2 separate regions of the Homo sapiens genome follow, and region 2 is linked to region 1. A link is a loop called in an ENCODE intact Hi-C map of the cell type or tissue named here. Cell type or tissue: PC-9. All regions are shown on one strand.

The links. Hi-C counts contacts between places; a loop is a spot of excess contacts. Peaks named below come from ENCODE experiments on the same cell type or tissue, not always from the same donor. Only the 100,000 strongest peaks of a DNase experiment are listed, where the experiment ranks them.
Region 2: it touches region 1 in a loop (2.0-fold over the local background); 1 of 110 quality-filtered maps calls a loop at or near these places.

The regions. Positions count from the first base shown.
Region 1 is chr4:164,200,081-164,208,080 of GRCh38, forward strand. All of the region lies in intron 1 of MARCHF1 (membrane associated ring-CH-type finger 1), which reads right to left. Among named protein-coding and RNA genes, the nearest start is that of MARCHF1, 180 kb to the right of the region's middle. In PC-9, no CTCF peak of the experiment used is centred here; a DNase peak (open chromatin) is centred at 4,501; H3K27ac peaks cover 3,040 bases.
Region 2 is chr4:164,300,840-164,308,839 of GRCh38, forward strand. All of the region lies in intron 1 of MARCHF1 (membrane associated ring-CH-type finger 1), which reads right to left. Among named protein-coding and RNA genes, the nearest start is that of MARCHF1, 79 kb to the right of the region's middle. In PC-9, no CTCF peak of the experiment used is centred here; no DNase peak of the experiment used is centred here; H3K27ac peaks cover 758 bases.

The sequences.
Region 1 (8,000 bases):
TGGGTGACTGCATTCGGAGAAGCACACCTTCTCTGCACTCCTATGCATGGTATGTATGTTTGTATTACTGCATTTACCACCTTGTGTTATTTATTGTGTATTTGGCTCTCCCTCTATAAAGACTTGTTCATCTTACAATTTGGATTCCTAGTGTCTATTATATTATTTACTGGCAAGATGCAAGATATCATTGTAAACATTAAATAGTCATTTTGAGCTGTTTCCCAGAAGAAAAATCAAGGATGGCGTCAGTCCTAATATGATTACCAATATCTAAGACGCACTTCTCTCTCTACCCTCTAATATATTGTGCTCTGAGTTATGCTTAGAAGGTGATTTACCATTTCTAAATATAACTGGTACCTGTTTCCTGCACATAAGTCTTGTATAACTGGTTCAAGTTTATTTATTTTTCAGGGTACAGTCCTATAAAATATGTCTTTGTCCTTTACCATGGCCTTCTGTCTAACACACAGATCAAATGTTTGCAAACTAAATGGATCCCACAATTATCTTTCTTCAAAAATGTTATACATTTAACGATTTATTCTTCAAATATTGTATAACTTCTACAGCCTAAGCATTAAGTTTATAACAGTAAATAAGAGAGAAATATCCCTCCTTTAATGACCCAGGTATCCTAGTAAGAGTAAAGAAAGAAATAAACAATCAAAGTAGATAATTTCAGAAAGCAATAAGTGCTAGGAAGTGAAGAAAACAGAATGATGTTCTCTAGGGAGCAGCCATAGGTGTATGCAGGTGAATGGTTGGAAGATCTTCCTGCGAGGGTGATGACTGAGCTAAGATCTAGTAAGGATCTGGAGTGGAGAGCATTCCAGGCAGAATGAAGAGCCAGGACCAAGACCACGAGGTGGAAACAGACTAACAGAAAGAAAGCCAGACCACGAGGCAGAAACAGACTAACAGAAAGAAAATCAGGTCGACTTGCCTAAAAAGAGTGAGCTAGGGAAAAGCATGGCGGAAGAAACAAGGTTGCTGAAAGCAACTCTTATTTTCTTGGCTTTAGAAACCAAGAAAATGCATTTGGGTTTTATCTTAGCATAATGAAAAGACATGTAAGACTTCTGAACACGAAATCTGACATGTTTTACAGACATGTTTTACATGGTTTTGTTTTGTTTTGTTTTGTTTTGTTTTGGGATGGAGTCTCGCTCTGTTGCCAGGCTGGAGTGCAATGGTGCGATCTCGGCTCACTGCAACCTCCGCCTCCCAGGTTCAAGCGATTCTCCTGCCTCAGCCTCCCTAGTAGTTGGGACTACAGGCACGTGCCACCACACCCAGATAATTTTTTTGTATTTATAGTAGAGACAGGGTTTCACCATGTTGGCCATGATGGTCTCCATCTCTTGACCTCGTGACCCGCCCGCCTGGGACTCCCAAAGTGCTGGGATTATAGGTGTGAGCCACCGTGCCCGGCCAAGACTGATTTTTTACAATGAATTTTAAGTAGGACAAGAGTTGGGAGGCTATTGTAGCAGTATAGTCAAGACATGTTGGTGGTCTGGAAAGGGAGAATAATGGATACAGACTGAAGATGACTTGTTAACAAATTGCATATGAGAAGCAAGGTAAAGAGATAATTAAGAATAACATACGGGTACTTGGTTTGAGCAGCTAGAGGGATTTGGTGTCATCTCAATGGGGAAGAATAGGGAAGGAACAAATTTAGGGACAGAAATTCAGTATTTTGTTTATAGAAAGGCTAGCTTGAATTTAATGTCCAAATTCCTTAGTATAATGTATAAGGCTTTAACTTTTTTATTATGACATATAAGCAAATTCCTCAAATATTAAGGCAAGAAAAAGAAAAATGTAGCTAATTATTCTTTCCTTCAATGAAATAGATACTTTATGTTTCTACTCAATTAAACAAATATTTATTGAGCATTCACAGCCAGAAACTATGTCAGGCTCTAGGGCTATAGTAGCGAATGAAATGAAAATATATCAGCTCTGCTGGAACTTGCAACTGATAGGGAAGAAAAACATGCAAAACATTATGCTATGTGTTTATGAGAGTTACATAAGAAAAAGTTTCAGTACGGGAGCCAAGAGCTTAGGGAGCTGACCTTGATTTAGAGATCAGGAAAGCTTGCCCAAGAAACTGTCATTACATTTAGATGATTCGAAGGATGAACAGGCATTGTCTAAGCTAAGGAGATGGTGGAGGGAGAGTTCCAGTCAGAGGACATAATCTATACCAAAACCCAAAAGTGAGAGAATGCAGTAGATATTATGAACCATAAAATGTTCCATATGACTGTATCTTAGAGTGTAAGGGGCAAAAGTGGCGTGAAATATGGTTGCAGAGGCAGGAAGAAGTTATGGAGTATGTTGGTAAGGAAATAAAACACTTAAAGCAGAAGAGTGGTATAAAATAATTTGTATTTTTAAAAGACTAGAATGTGTAAAAAGTTAATTTTCAAAAAAACCCTTATCAGGCAGATTTTGTTATTATCCCCATTATATATGTTAGAAAATCAAAGCTTAGGCTGTTTCAGAAACCTGTTCAAGGCATAGCTAGTACTCAAACCAGGATTTAAATCAAATTTGATTTGATTAAAGTCCATGATTTCCCACTACGCCTTGCTGCTTTATAATTTGCTAGTTCTTTCTGCTGTATCTACACAATGGTAGTCATAGTTCTCGAATATTTCCTACTATTTGCTTACGCCATTTCATAAAACATAAAAGCATCCTTCAAGATACTGGGAACATGAATTTTCTTATCAAACTATAGTAACCCCTGTAGTGGGACAATATTTTGAGGTAGTCAATGTAATGTTTACTCTCTTAGTTCCTTTTGACCTATATCCATCCACCATTAAACCAAAATGGTGAAACACATACAAATGTACACACACATATGTACAAGCACAGAGAAAGGGAGAAAGAGAGAGAGAGAGAGAGAGAAATAACAGAGTAGATTGAGTTTCTGATTTTGGAGCTGTTCGCCCCCTCTCTCTCCTTGATATAGACAATAGTAATGAAAGCCCTGGATTTCAGTGCCTAGAATCAGACACCCATTGAGGTTTTATGGGATTTTTAGAGCTTTATTGTAAAAATCACATTTTAAACATTGGCAGACTCAAACAGCTTATATTAACCACAGGGAAGGAAGGATGTATAATAATGAAGCAATTTTATTGGACATTCAGGTAAGAGAAAGAAGGAAAGAGAGGGATAGGGGTGTGTGGCTGTGTAGGAGAAAGAGAGAGAGAGATAGAGAGAGGGAGAAACTTATTTTGTTAATTTGGCTCATTCTATTGTGGAGGATTGGTAAATCGAAAATCTAATGGGGTAGCCTGGCAGCCTGGAGACTCAGCAAAGAGTTGCAGTTCAAGTCTAAAGGCTGTCTATTGGTCTTGTTCCTTCTTACTCCATGGAAGATAGTCTTTTGTTCGATTGCAGTCTTGAAATGATTGAATGAAACCCACCTACATTAAGGAGGGTAATCTGCTTTACTCAAAGTCCAGCTGTTTCAATGTTAATTTTACTACCCTCACCCTGTGCCAAAAAAACAAAACAAAACAAACCTTCATAGAAACATCCAGAATAATGTTTGACCAAATATGGGCACAATGCCCCAGCCAAGTTGACATATAATATATCCGTCACTGAAGGACTTTGAAAATAGTAGAGATTTGCCTGACCTTCAATCTGGACTCTACGGAAAACACCCTCGCTTGAGAGTAGACATCATTGTGAAGTAACCTTGAGAAGAAAGTAAAAGAAACAAAAAAGCTGAGACTGAACTAAAAATGGGAAGTAACTGGGTTACAATTGTAAAATGTGTTTTATTCTACTATCATGTTTAAAAACAGATCTACAGAAAAGTTAACTTTAATTATAAGGAATAAAAATATGTATTCACACATCTGATTTACATTTGTAATTCTAAAATTATGACTTCACTGTAGTGTTCTGGGCATCACTCTACTAGTACCCAGTCCCTCTATTAGAAATGTTTGGATGTGATTTCTTTTTTCCCTACTATATATGAGAAACAGGCTTGATTATGTTTCTCTGTCTAAGCATAGTTGATAGATAGGTGCTAAATTGAAGTACGTGGCGTGAAGTCTCATCAAACGTCAAAAATTCTCAGATTTAACGTCATTTCATCAAAGTAAAAAACAACAAACTGATAGTTCACCATTTTGAACATGGTTAAAAGTAGAACAAATATTAGAAATCAACATATAAGAGCAGTCAAATAAAAAAACTGTTTTTCACTTACAAAAATTGTTTTGGATGAGTAATGTTTTCCTTCAGATTTTGGACACGTACCTCCACAAAAGAATCCATTTTTAAAAAATCACGACTTTAGTTTTTGCTCTTTGAGACAGCCAGGCAAAGGGAAAATAATATGAGCTTTTTACATTGTGTGAGTCACATTTTACTGTAAGTACAGAACATATTTTGCCAGTGAAAAATGACATTAAATGTGTCATTCTTTGTTCAGTAGCAATGACCCAGTTATAGCTAACCATTTTGTGTGAAAAACTTTGTGCCTAATGAAATATGCAAGAAGCTCCTCTGATTCAGAAACCCTGGAATCCTGAAAATGCATACTATGACAGGCATCAGGAAGCTGGTAATGGTTGAGGCTGTGAAAAGAATGTCAAAGGTAATGCTGAAGGTGTCAAAAGACAATTCAGAGCCAAGTACTGAGAATTTTCTCAGCAGTGACACTTCCAGCCTTATTCAGCTTCATCAGAAGGTAATTTCTTCAAGGCCTTGTAAACTTAAATGGGAGCATTAAATATTTAATTTTACAATTACAACATTAAATTCTCTTGCCATTTCAGCATTTTGATGTCTCTGTACAATCAAAAAACCTAATTTCTTTTAGTATAAACAGTTAAATAAAATAGTATTCAATTATTTTTAAACTAAAATGATCCAAATGCAGTGAACATTTTCTTTGAGAGAATGTCTTAATTCTTATATAGTGTTTTACTGTATCCATTCCTTTGATTTACTGAGTTTAAATCTACTATTCTTATTTTAATCCTATATAAACACTTTATTCTTAATCCCATAGAAAAGACTGATACCTAAGAATTCATTTCATTGTTAGTAATTGACAGAAAAGAAAACAATCTATGTATAATGATCACATTCTGCCACTAAGTAATGATGAGAGCTTGTATTTACTGAGCAGTCAATATGTCCTCAAACTGTGCAAAGAACTTTACTTATTTTATTTGCTGTTTATAAAACATAATAGTATAGGCACTATTGACACTTGTATTTGAAAAACTAAAATAAGGCTTATGTAGGATAAGTTGCCCAGAGTCATATAGTGGAACCTGGGCTTGAACTCTGGAAACTCCAGCGCAAACTCGCTACTATAAACAGTTTTGCTGGGGAATAAACTAACAGGAAACAGGCATGTCCATCATCCTCAATTGATTGCCTAAGAAAAAGAAAGATTTTAAAGTTTCCTATTTAATTTAAAATAACCAAAATTGTTCTAAATGAGTAATCAACATAGGTTCTATCAATTTAGTGATAGTATGAAGATGTAATTTCTGTTTGTTTTCTTTGAAATACTTGCTAGAAATTTGAAATATTTGTTATTTCTTTGCTCTTACTACCCAAGGTTGAGCCACAGTTGTCTATTTAAAAAAAAAAAATTTCTCTAACTATTCTTGAATTTAATTTAACCTAGAGTACTATATCTCTACAACCATAAAAAATAGTGAAAAATAATTTGTAAGGTAGCCAAAGAAAGGAAAATCTAACTGAACTAAACAATTTGATAAAATTTTTCAGAATGATATACGTCACAGTAATATCTTCTGAGCAGTATACAATTAAACTCAAACTGCATTAACAATGACCATTAATAATAGGCTCAGCTTTAATAATATGAAACAAAAACTACATTCAAAAAATACCTGAAATTGTAAATGACCCACTCTATTAATCTATTCTATTCTATTTGGTATTCTTAGATTTCTACTTCTGAAGACTAAAAGTAACATGACATCCCATCCCCGAGTTATCTTTGTTAAAAAGTGAAAATGAAAAATAATAAATTTTATTTTGGCCAGGCGCGGTGGCTCATGCTTGCAATCCCAGCACTTTGGGAGGCTCAGGCAGGCAGATCACCTGAGGTCAGGAGTTCGAGACCAGCCTGGCCAACATGGCGAAATCCCGTCTCTACTAAAAATACAAAAATTAGCCGGGCACGATAGCAGTTGCCCGTAATCCCAGCTACTCGGGAGGCTGAGGCAGGAGAATCTCTTGAACCCAGGAGGTGGAGGTTGCAGTGAGCCAAGGTCATGCCATTGTACTCCAGCCTGGGCAACAACAGCAAAACTCAGTCATAAATAAATAAATAAATTTTATTTCATAATACACAAACCAAACTAAAGCTTTTTACTATTTTTTAATTTTTTTATTGAATGGGCCAAAGTTGTTCCAAAAAACTTGTTCATTAAAACACAAATTAAAAGAAGCTTCAGTTTCTAAAATTTGGAAGTGCTTTGTTACATCAGACATCAAACTAAGAATTAAAAAGGTAAGAGGAAAAAATTTCAGTCCATTGACTTACTGTAATACAGTCTCTACATTCACCTTTGTTTCAAGTAAAAAAGGAAGAATATTTTATTTTCAAAGACTATAAACCTAACTTTGAATTGGGGTCTCACTCCTTTGAAGATTCCTTATTACGTAACTATAAGATATTCAAATATATATTGGGAATTAGTCACTATACTTAATAATTTTATTTAATAATTGTAAATCAATAACAAAGGAAAAAACTCTGTAAACAGTAGAGAAAAACCAAGTTTTAAATTATAATTAACAAGTATGATAATACTAAAAAAATTGTATTAATTTTATCATTAAAATTTACCATAAATACTAAATAAAAGTGATGATATAATAGTAACAGGGGATATTGACTGAGAATTTACTACGATGTAGGCACTGCTCTAAGCATTTATTGTATAAACTCTTTTAACAATAGAAAGTTCTTTTCCTCATTGATATTTTTGCAGGTGAGGAAGGGGTAATAGAAGCCATTATTAAGAAGTGAAGAGTAGTAATATATACCAAGATAAGTCATCATTATTTTGTGTTTTACAATGCATAAAAACATTATTTCCTAATACATCTGTATAACATGATCTCCTGGTTACAGCACTGCCAATTTGGAAATGTTTAATCCATTGTGGGCCAATACATTCAATAGCTTTTTTCAATTTTTCATTTTAAGTTTATTCATTTATTCATTTGACAAGTATTTCTTGGAGGCCTACTGTGTTACAGGCACCGGCAGTGAATCCAGATGGGAAGAAAACAGGCAGTATTAAACCAATCACCACAACAATAAATGTATAAATATAAATTGTGATAGTTTCAATAAAGGGAAAGCATATTTTATTAGGAAAACATTAAAGAGAAACCAGTTTTGACTGGGCCGGAAAGAGATAAAACCTCACTGAAGGTTTGGAGTCTACTGTGCTGGGGGGACTGAGGTGAGGCAGCTGCAGCCTAGAGCTAGCAGATGAAGGGCTGCCTGCCTCCCTGCTGGTGTTCACCACAGCAGCGAAGCCAAGGCAGTTGTAGGGGGAACGGGGGTTCCCTGCTGAAGACTGTGTGCACTGTTGCACTGGAGTTGGTTTGGGACCAGGTATGGGAGCTAAATGATGAGAACACATGGTCACGGAGAGGGGGATCAACACACACTGGGGCCTTTCGGAGGGTGGAGAGTGGGAGGAGGGAGAGGATCAGGAAAAATAACTAATGGATACTAGGCTTAATAACCTTGTGATGAAATAATCTGTACAACAAACCTCTGTGGCACAAGTTTACCTATGTAACAAACCTGCACATGTACCCCTGAACTTAAAATAAAAGTTGAAAAAAAACCAAAAAACCTCACTGAATGAGGGATATTTAAGTAGAGCTTTCATGATAGGAATTGCCAGGCAAAGGTTTCAGAGAGGAGCTTTCTAGGCAAG
Region 2 (8,000 bases), 100 kb after region 1:
CCAAATACATGCAAATGGTAAAGCGGGAGAATTTACCCATTTGCCCAGTCTCATTCAGGGTGGCACCAAAAAAGGAGGCGACACTTAAACTGATCATTACAGGATAAGGAAGATCTGAGTAGATGGGGGAAGAGACGAAAATGCTGAAACACATAAACACAAACACACAGCATGTTTAGTTGCCTAGCATAAGATCTTCGGAAAGATGCTATTTTTTTTAAAGACACTATAAATTAAGATAACACCAGATCTTAAAGTGCCCTTATGCATAATTAATATATTTAATATGGTGAAAACGAGAGACATTTAAGTTTCACAGAGGAGTAATAGCTACCATGACTATGTGAAAAAATTCTAAAGAAGAAAATGCATTAGAGATTGGAGTACCAGATATGATAGCAGAAGCTATGGCAATGGCTAAGTAGAAACTGAAAGGTAGAGATGGAAAAATAAACTGTTTTGAAGATATGATTGCTAGAAATTGACAAATGAAGAAAATGAAATGAGGTCCTACCTATTTGTTTTCTAACCTGGGTTAAAGAAGCCATCAGTTTACACAAGGAACACGGGCTAATTGTAAGGCTGTCTTAAGAAGGCAGGTCTGGATCTAAACACACTGAATTTTACAGGAAGAAAAAGAAGTTAAAATGTCAACCAAATAGAAAAAGTTCACTATGGTGCTCAGGAGAGCGGATAGGGCTCGGTTTGTACATTAGGGAATCATGAGCACAAAACTGTTAGCTAAACCTTGGGAGTGGGCAAAATTACCCAAGAAGAAAATGCTGAGTCAATAAAAAAGGCCAAGGTCAGAAATTTATTGAATTCATATATTTAGGGAGTGAGCAGATAAAGTGTCAAAAAATAAAACTGACAGAAAAATAAAAAAGAATGTCAATGGTTCATATCATATACAGCAAATGGAATAAGAGTGTATCAAAGTGGATGGAAAACCATTCTAAAAGGATCGAATGCTGGAAATGGTCATGAATTTGGCTGACTTTGACAGAGGAATTAAAGCAAAGTATGGAAGAGAAAAGTTAATTGCCAGAGGAATGCTGTGAAGAAGGGGGAAAGACATAGGGTGCCCTAAGAGAGAAGACAAATGATTGGCTAGGACTGTGGAGGAGATAAGAGCAGAGGGCACTGAGGACAGGTTAGTCCAGGAGAGGAGTATGGACGTATCAGTCTCTGAATTAGGAGACATATTGCTGACATATGCAGGAGCACATCCTGTTTGACCAATGGGCATTCAGAACCTAAATGGCTCTTTTGGAAAGTAGTGACGGAAAATCCAGCCTCAAGTCACATATATAATTGAGACTGATGATACTTCCAATTGAGCACTGCAGAATAGAAAACTCCTCTTCTCCCTTTCTAAAGAGCTTATCAAAGACACTCTGGGAACCCCAAAACATTGGGCTTCTTATGGGCTATTTTTTATACCTGATTCATAAAACACTTCTACATAAATACACTGTTCCATTGTTCCAACACATGACAAGTAAAATTTATAAGTGGTATATTGGAATTTTAACATGTCTTGATTTAAAAATATAATTTAGTAGTTTAAAAATCTTAAAACAAATTTTAATTTTCCAAACCTCTTTTTTAAGAAAAGGGTAATCTTTACTAACCCCGGGGTCATGACTAAAAGGTTGAGAAAGGTTGAGAATTTCAGTTACAGAACATAAGCCTGGGAAAAATGCCTAATAATACTTTTTAAATGTTTGTAAATTATATTATAAAGAATAATTTCAGTTGGGCACTGTGGCTAACACCTGTAATCCCAGCATGTTGTGAGGCTGAGGTAGGTGGATAACTTGAGGCCAGGAGTTCAAGATAAACCTGGCAAACATGGCAAAACCCCATCTCTACAAAAATTAGCTGGGCATGGTGGCCCATGCCTGTAATCCCAGCTACTCGGGAGGCTGAGGCATGAGAATCACTTGAACCTGGGAGGTGGAGGTTGCAGTGAACCGAGATCATGTCACTGCACTCCAGCCTGGGTGACAGAGTGAGAGACTGTCTTAAAAAAAAAAAAAAAAAAAAAAGATATTCTATTTCGCATGCTATTAAAGCCTGAAGAAAGAATAAACTCTATCTGCAGGATGAGGGAGTTCAGATAGACATAATTACAAGTATATTTTCATGTTTACAATTATAAGACTTCCAAAACAGATACTTAAAAATCACTAATAGATGTTCATCTTTCTGGAGTGGTTGGACACCATTACTTCCACAGGCTCACACTGGGGTCTGTAATTTTATTTCTGCTCCTTGGGATGGTTCACGGTTTCCCTCTAGTTTGGAATAAGTCATGCCAATATGTGAACATCCACAGTTTCTGCTACTCAGCTCGGTTTTGTTTTCCTTCTTCCAATCTTATGACCTATGGAACATGGAAGGCTTCTTTCTGCTTTATAATTTGTGACCAAACTTTATGATTTATTCCAGTGCAATAAAGGCAAGAAAATTGATTTTTCTCATAAGAGTGCATATTTCCCTTTCAAGAAATGAAAAACTCATTTGTGGTGGGGAAGAACACTTAGCAAAAGCACCAAAAGGAAAGGAAGCTAAACTATTGGACTAGCTTGGACAAGTGATTTAACTTTTCGGAGCTTAGTTTCCTATCCCTAGCCTTTGATAGGATTAAATAATCCTTTCACAGGATTAAATAAGGAATGAATGAGATTGTGTGCATAGACTATCACTGTGCCTGGCACAGAGTAAATAAATTACAGAGTTAATAAATTACCATTCATTTCTATATGAAATTATACTCATGCCATTATTGTGTCACTTTGTAAGGACTAATATTAACTAGTCATATAGCTCATGGGGTTTAACTTATTCAACCACACCTTTCCTACCACAGCCACTGCACCCACACACCCCAATCACCCATCGCCTCCCCAACACATACACACATGCGTGCACACACAAACACACGTACACACACCTTTCAGCTCAGGGATCTTAAGTGAAACTTCATGAGAAACAAAATAAAGAGACATTTTATTTTCTTATTTGCTATTAGGAAAGAGAAGTTATAGCCCCTATGGGCATTATTGGGTAATCGACACTCCGAGTGATGAATCCAAATAAAAGCTTTCCTATCCCTATTTACCGCATGCATTTAAGATATCAAGCTGATACTCTATGCAATACCTTCCAAACAGACTACTGCAAGCTATTTCTTTCTAAAACACATTCTTGAAAACAATCAAATTATAAATTAATCCTTAAAGATTGGAAGATTGTAAGCCATGAAATAGTACAGAAGCTTGCAATTAAGATCATAAGCAGGAGATTGCCAAAGAGATGCCAGAAACTATGTTACATGATTAGCTATAACCAAAGGGAGAAAAACAAGTATATATGTCCCTGAAGATAATCCATGAACACAGAACAAGTTACAGGGGAAAAACACAAACTGTGAGGCCTCTAGCAACAGTCTATTAAATGCTAAAGAGGCAAATCAATCCAATAATGTAAACGGGATATTACTAACTAGTAAGCTAAGAGCTTTTACATTCACTACAAGTGCATTTTGCAATAAATGAGAAGTCATGTACAGCCCCTGGTGTATTTCCCTCCCACTCCTTCATATCTGCACTCATTTTGAAACTATTTAGAGTCAGAATATAGCACTACAGCAGTGGTCAGATCTGGCACAGAATTCTTTAATGATCATTTCTAAGAATGTACAGTATATAAATTCTTAGAGGTACCTAGCCCGAATTTCAAGTGTTGAGTTGCTCTGGCAGAAATACCTTATTTTGAAATAGATTGTGGCAGGACATGTAACAAGAAATAAGTTATTTCCCCAAATAACACTGAAAACACCTTTGATCCTTAACCTCTCAATGCTTTCTGGTAACTTAAATATCTACATGAAAATTTTGCATTACTGATGTATCCATTGTGTTCACATGCTACAGTTTTATAAATGCCCATAAATACCAGGGCTGTGTTTTTCACTACAGAGTCCACAGGAGGTTTTACGTTTGTTTGTTTGGTCTTATTTTGCTTGTGGGAAGAAGGAAGCGAAGTATAGTAAATAAACCATTCAAGTTTTATTTATTTTTTAGAACAATTGCTTTTAGATTTTCAGATATTTGATGAATCTGAATGTTTTCATCAAATAAATTCATGAGCAAGGCATAGTCTAAGTTTCTGACATCATTTGTAAAAACCACAAACACATTGCTTTGGCCATACTGGACCCACTCAGTCATCTAGTCACACCTTTATTTACTCATTGCAAATAAATGCATTGTACCATGTGTCAGACACCATACTAGTACTGTGAAATGGGAAAGTGACCCCCAAAATGGCAAAATCCCCACCCTATAATGCATTGCATCCTAGTTGTAAAGACAAATACTAACCAAATAAATGCAACATACGTATAGATATGAAATTACAAATTACTAAGTACTATAAAATAAAAGTGCAGAATATTTTGAGAAAGATTAACTGTTGAGTAGTGAGTTCAAGATAAAGGGCATTTAAGCTTAAATCTAACTTCTAAAGAAGTAGGAGTGGGGTAAAAGATTAGATGCAGGAGAGAATTGAAAGATGAACTGGAGTGAATTATGTAATCAGCAAAGTGCTATTTTAGAAATCAGAACACCAGAGTCCTAATTAACAGCATGACCAAATAAGGAGATTGAGAGTGAGGCACTGTCTCATTCTAAAACTCTTAAGTTTTTGTAAGTATTCTTTTCTTCAAAGATTGGTAAATTGGTGTTTTTTAAGAAAAAATAAAATATTTATTTGAAGTGTTTATTTTGTAAAGACTGCATTTAATATTTTTACTTACCAATGACTAATAGTGAAAACTTCTGCATATTTTACACATGCAGCTAGAATTTTATAGTAACACACAGTATTTTCAAAAAGCTAGAAGAGAAGATTTTGAATGATCACAACATAAAGAAATGACAAATGTTCCAGACGAAGAATATGCTAATTAGCTTGATTTGGTCATTACACATTGTACGCATGTATTGACATATCACTCTGTGTCCCCAAAATATGTAAAATTATTATATGTCAACTAAAAATTAAAGGGAAAAGTCACACAAAAGAATAGTACCGCAGCATGTTAAATAATAAAGTCTCTTCAAATAATTGATACCACCTTGAACTTTTAAGATGTTGTCACTGATTGTTACGAATAATTCTCACTAATGCACATATGTCTTATTTACAAATAGCTATATTAAAGTGAAATTATATTGTCTTTATACATGAAATAAATCTGTGAATAAAATGGAAAAAAAATAGCTAGGAATGTTAATTCCCCAGAATTTGTCATCGTCAGGAAACCTCTCATTCTCAAGGATGATAGTTCACAGATTTGTTCACCTTTCCTTAACATGTCAGGAAAATTATAATCATTAAAAAGTAAGTCAACTTATCAATATCAATAGCATTTTTCTTGGCTGAAATTCTTTACCTTTTATTAGAATTATATAATTCTATGAAATCTTCAGAAAATATCCACTAAAATCAACCAACCTCATTTCTATCAAGGTCACACTCCAAGTTAGAAACAAGTCAAGGCTTGTTTTGTTGTTGCTAAACTCTTCCCTATATTTGCCATATCATAATCATCAACCTCTTGCTCAAAATTCAACTTCGAATCATTTTTTCCTCACTGCAGTAAAACGATTTGTTTCAAAAAATTATTAGTAGTCACGTGAGTTCAGCCTACCTCTTAGGCCCTCCCCTGAAATTCCTTGATCTTAGATCATAATCTATATCTGCTGTAACAAAATGCGAGATATTCCTTCTAAAACTAAGATAAACAAACAAGATGGAGAAAAGATAAATGAGGGTCCTAATGTGATTCAGCGCACATACAGAAAGGTTGCAAATTTTTAAAAAACTGGCTCTTTTGTGTTTATTTATCACTGATCTGGAAAAGAGAGCCCATAATTAATAAATCAAAAAGACGATATAAATTTAGCCTCTTATACAAAAGATATTAATTAAAAGGTAGATATTCAACATGCCATAAACTAATCATCATCAATGACATCTCTTCCTTACATATTTCATTTTAAATGCTTAAGTATGTATTTGGAAATATTACATGCATATTTTCTATATTTCCTACACTGTGGCCCTCTAGCCTGTAATGATTTTCTTCTCATTTTTTAGCTATATAAAGTTAAAATTTACTTTAAACCTTTAACACTAGGCCTGGAAAAATATAACTCTTGCTTGAACAAAAGATCTAAGATTGGGGGAACACAGGAGATGCAGAAACTACACTTCCTTGCCACCCACACCTCATTTCTTGCCCAACTAGATACAGATTTTCTGTACAAAGGACAGGACCCTCAGATACATATATAAATCTAAAGAATAGGGGAAAACAGACTTGTGCTAAGGAATTTGGAAAACCTCAGTATTTACCTACAAAGCTTTACAGAGCTTCTTACAGCCTAGCATAGTAAGGGAGTAGCCAAATCATTTCTGATGCATTAAAGAGGATGGAGCTGCTGGAACTCTGAGCACAAGAATGAGGGACCAAACAGCAGCAACCTGTTTACTCTTCTGAGGCTGAAATAAAACAATGGATGTGTCAATAGCTGATAGGTGGAGATGTGGCCAGTGGCCAGTAAAACCCAAAGCTCGTCTCTTCCCAACCCTGTGTAATCCTTGTGCTATCTCAGCTTACCTCTCACACCCCAGCCCCCTGGGCAAAAGGAAGAGAAATCCTGAATTCAATGCCATTTCATTTTTGCCATGCCAAAGAACAGAGATCCCAATTACAAATAATTCAACAACAACAAAAATGCTCCTCTTGTGGATTGTCACCCTCTACATAAGAGACTGGGCCAAATGCTAAAGATACAGATAAATTTAAGGAATAATTTCTGCCTTAAATTCGTGTTACAGTTAGTTAGGAGACAGAGTACAGGCACAACAAAATTAAACAAATATATAATGCAAGTTGTACAATGTAACAAGACCAGGTAAGCCATAAGATGGCTGTAGTCCCCTATTTTGCCTCCTTTCCAGAAGAATAATGAGCTTAATGTTTAAGTGTTCAAAACTGTGGTGCTGTAAATGCTTTCAAATCATGTGTCTTCATTCACATGATTTACCCCTTGAGCCTACTAAACACGCCAAATCTTAAAGTTGTCTTATAGTTACGCTGAATCTTTCATATCTGCCAGATGGCTTAACTATACACTAATGAATATAGACCAGTGTATGGGAGAGGCTGGAATGAAAAACTAGAAAATTTGCCTTTTTACCCAGAGCCATGAGATCAAGCATTCTTTCAAAAACCACTAAAGTTGATGTAATATGTTTCATTCTAATTAGGAAAAAAATCACAATATTTATGATTTGTACATAATTCAGAGGGTCTTGATATTTCATTAAAACCTAGCATTGAATGTGAGACATACCAGCAAACATTACCTTAGAAATTATACTTATATTGAACTAAAAACAAACATTTGTAGGAAATAACCTATTTGCTATTTTCTTCTCTGGATTTTAGGACAAAGAAATCATTAACTGATAATAATCATATTGTTGTTGGGATCTATTGATTTTAAATCACACTCCCTGGAGTTATGATCTGTAAGCAAGATCATTTTCCTTTTTTTTTCCATCAGTAAGATAATTTTCTTAGAAAATCAGCTCACCTTGCACTCCTTGCAGTTCTCTGCTTACTTAAGCTCCAGAACACCACAACTAATTGTGGGAGATAATTACAAATGCTTTTTGTAAAAAATATCAAAATTAAAAATAATTTATAGAATTAAAAACTTTTAAAAATTAGAACTTGAAAACCTCTTAAAATAATCACACAGGATAAGAAACAATGTTAGAGAAAAATGAGGGTATATGCATACTCTCACTTATAAGTGGGAGCTAAATGATGAGAATTCATGGACACAAGAGGGGAACGACAGATACTCAAACCCACTTGAGGGTGGAGGGTGGGAGGAGGGAGAAAAGCAGAAAAA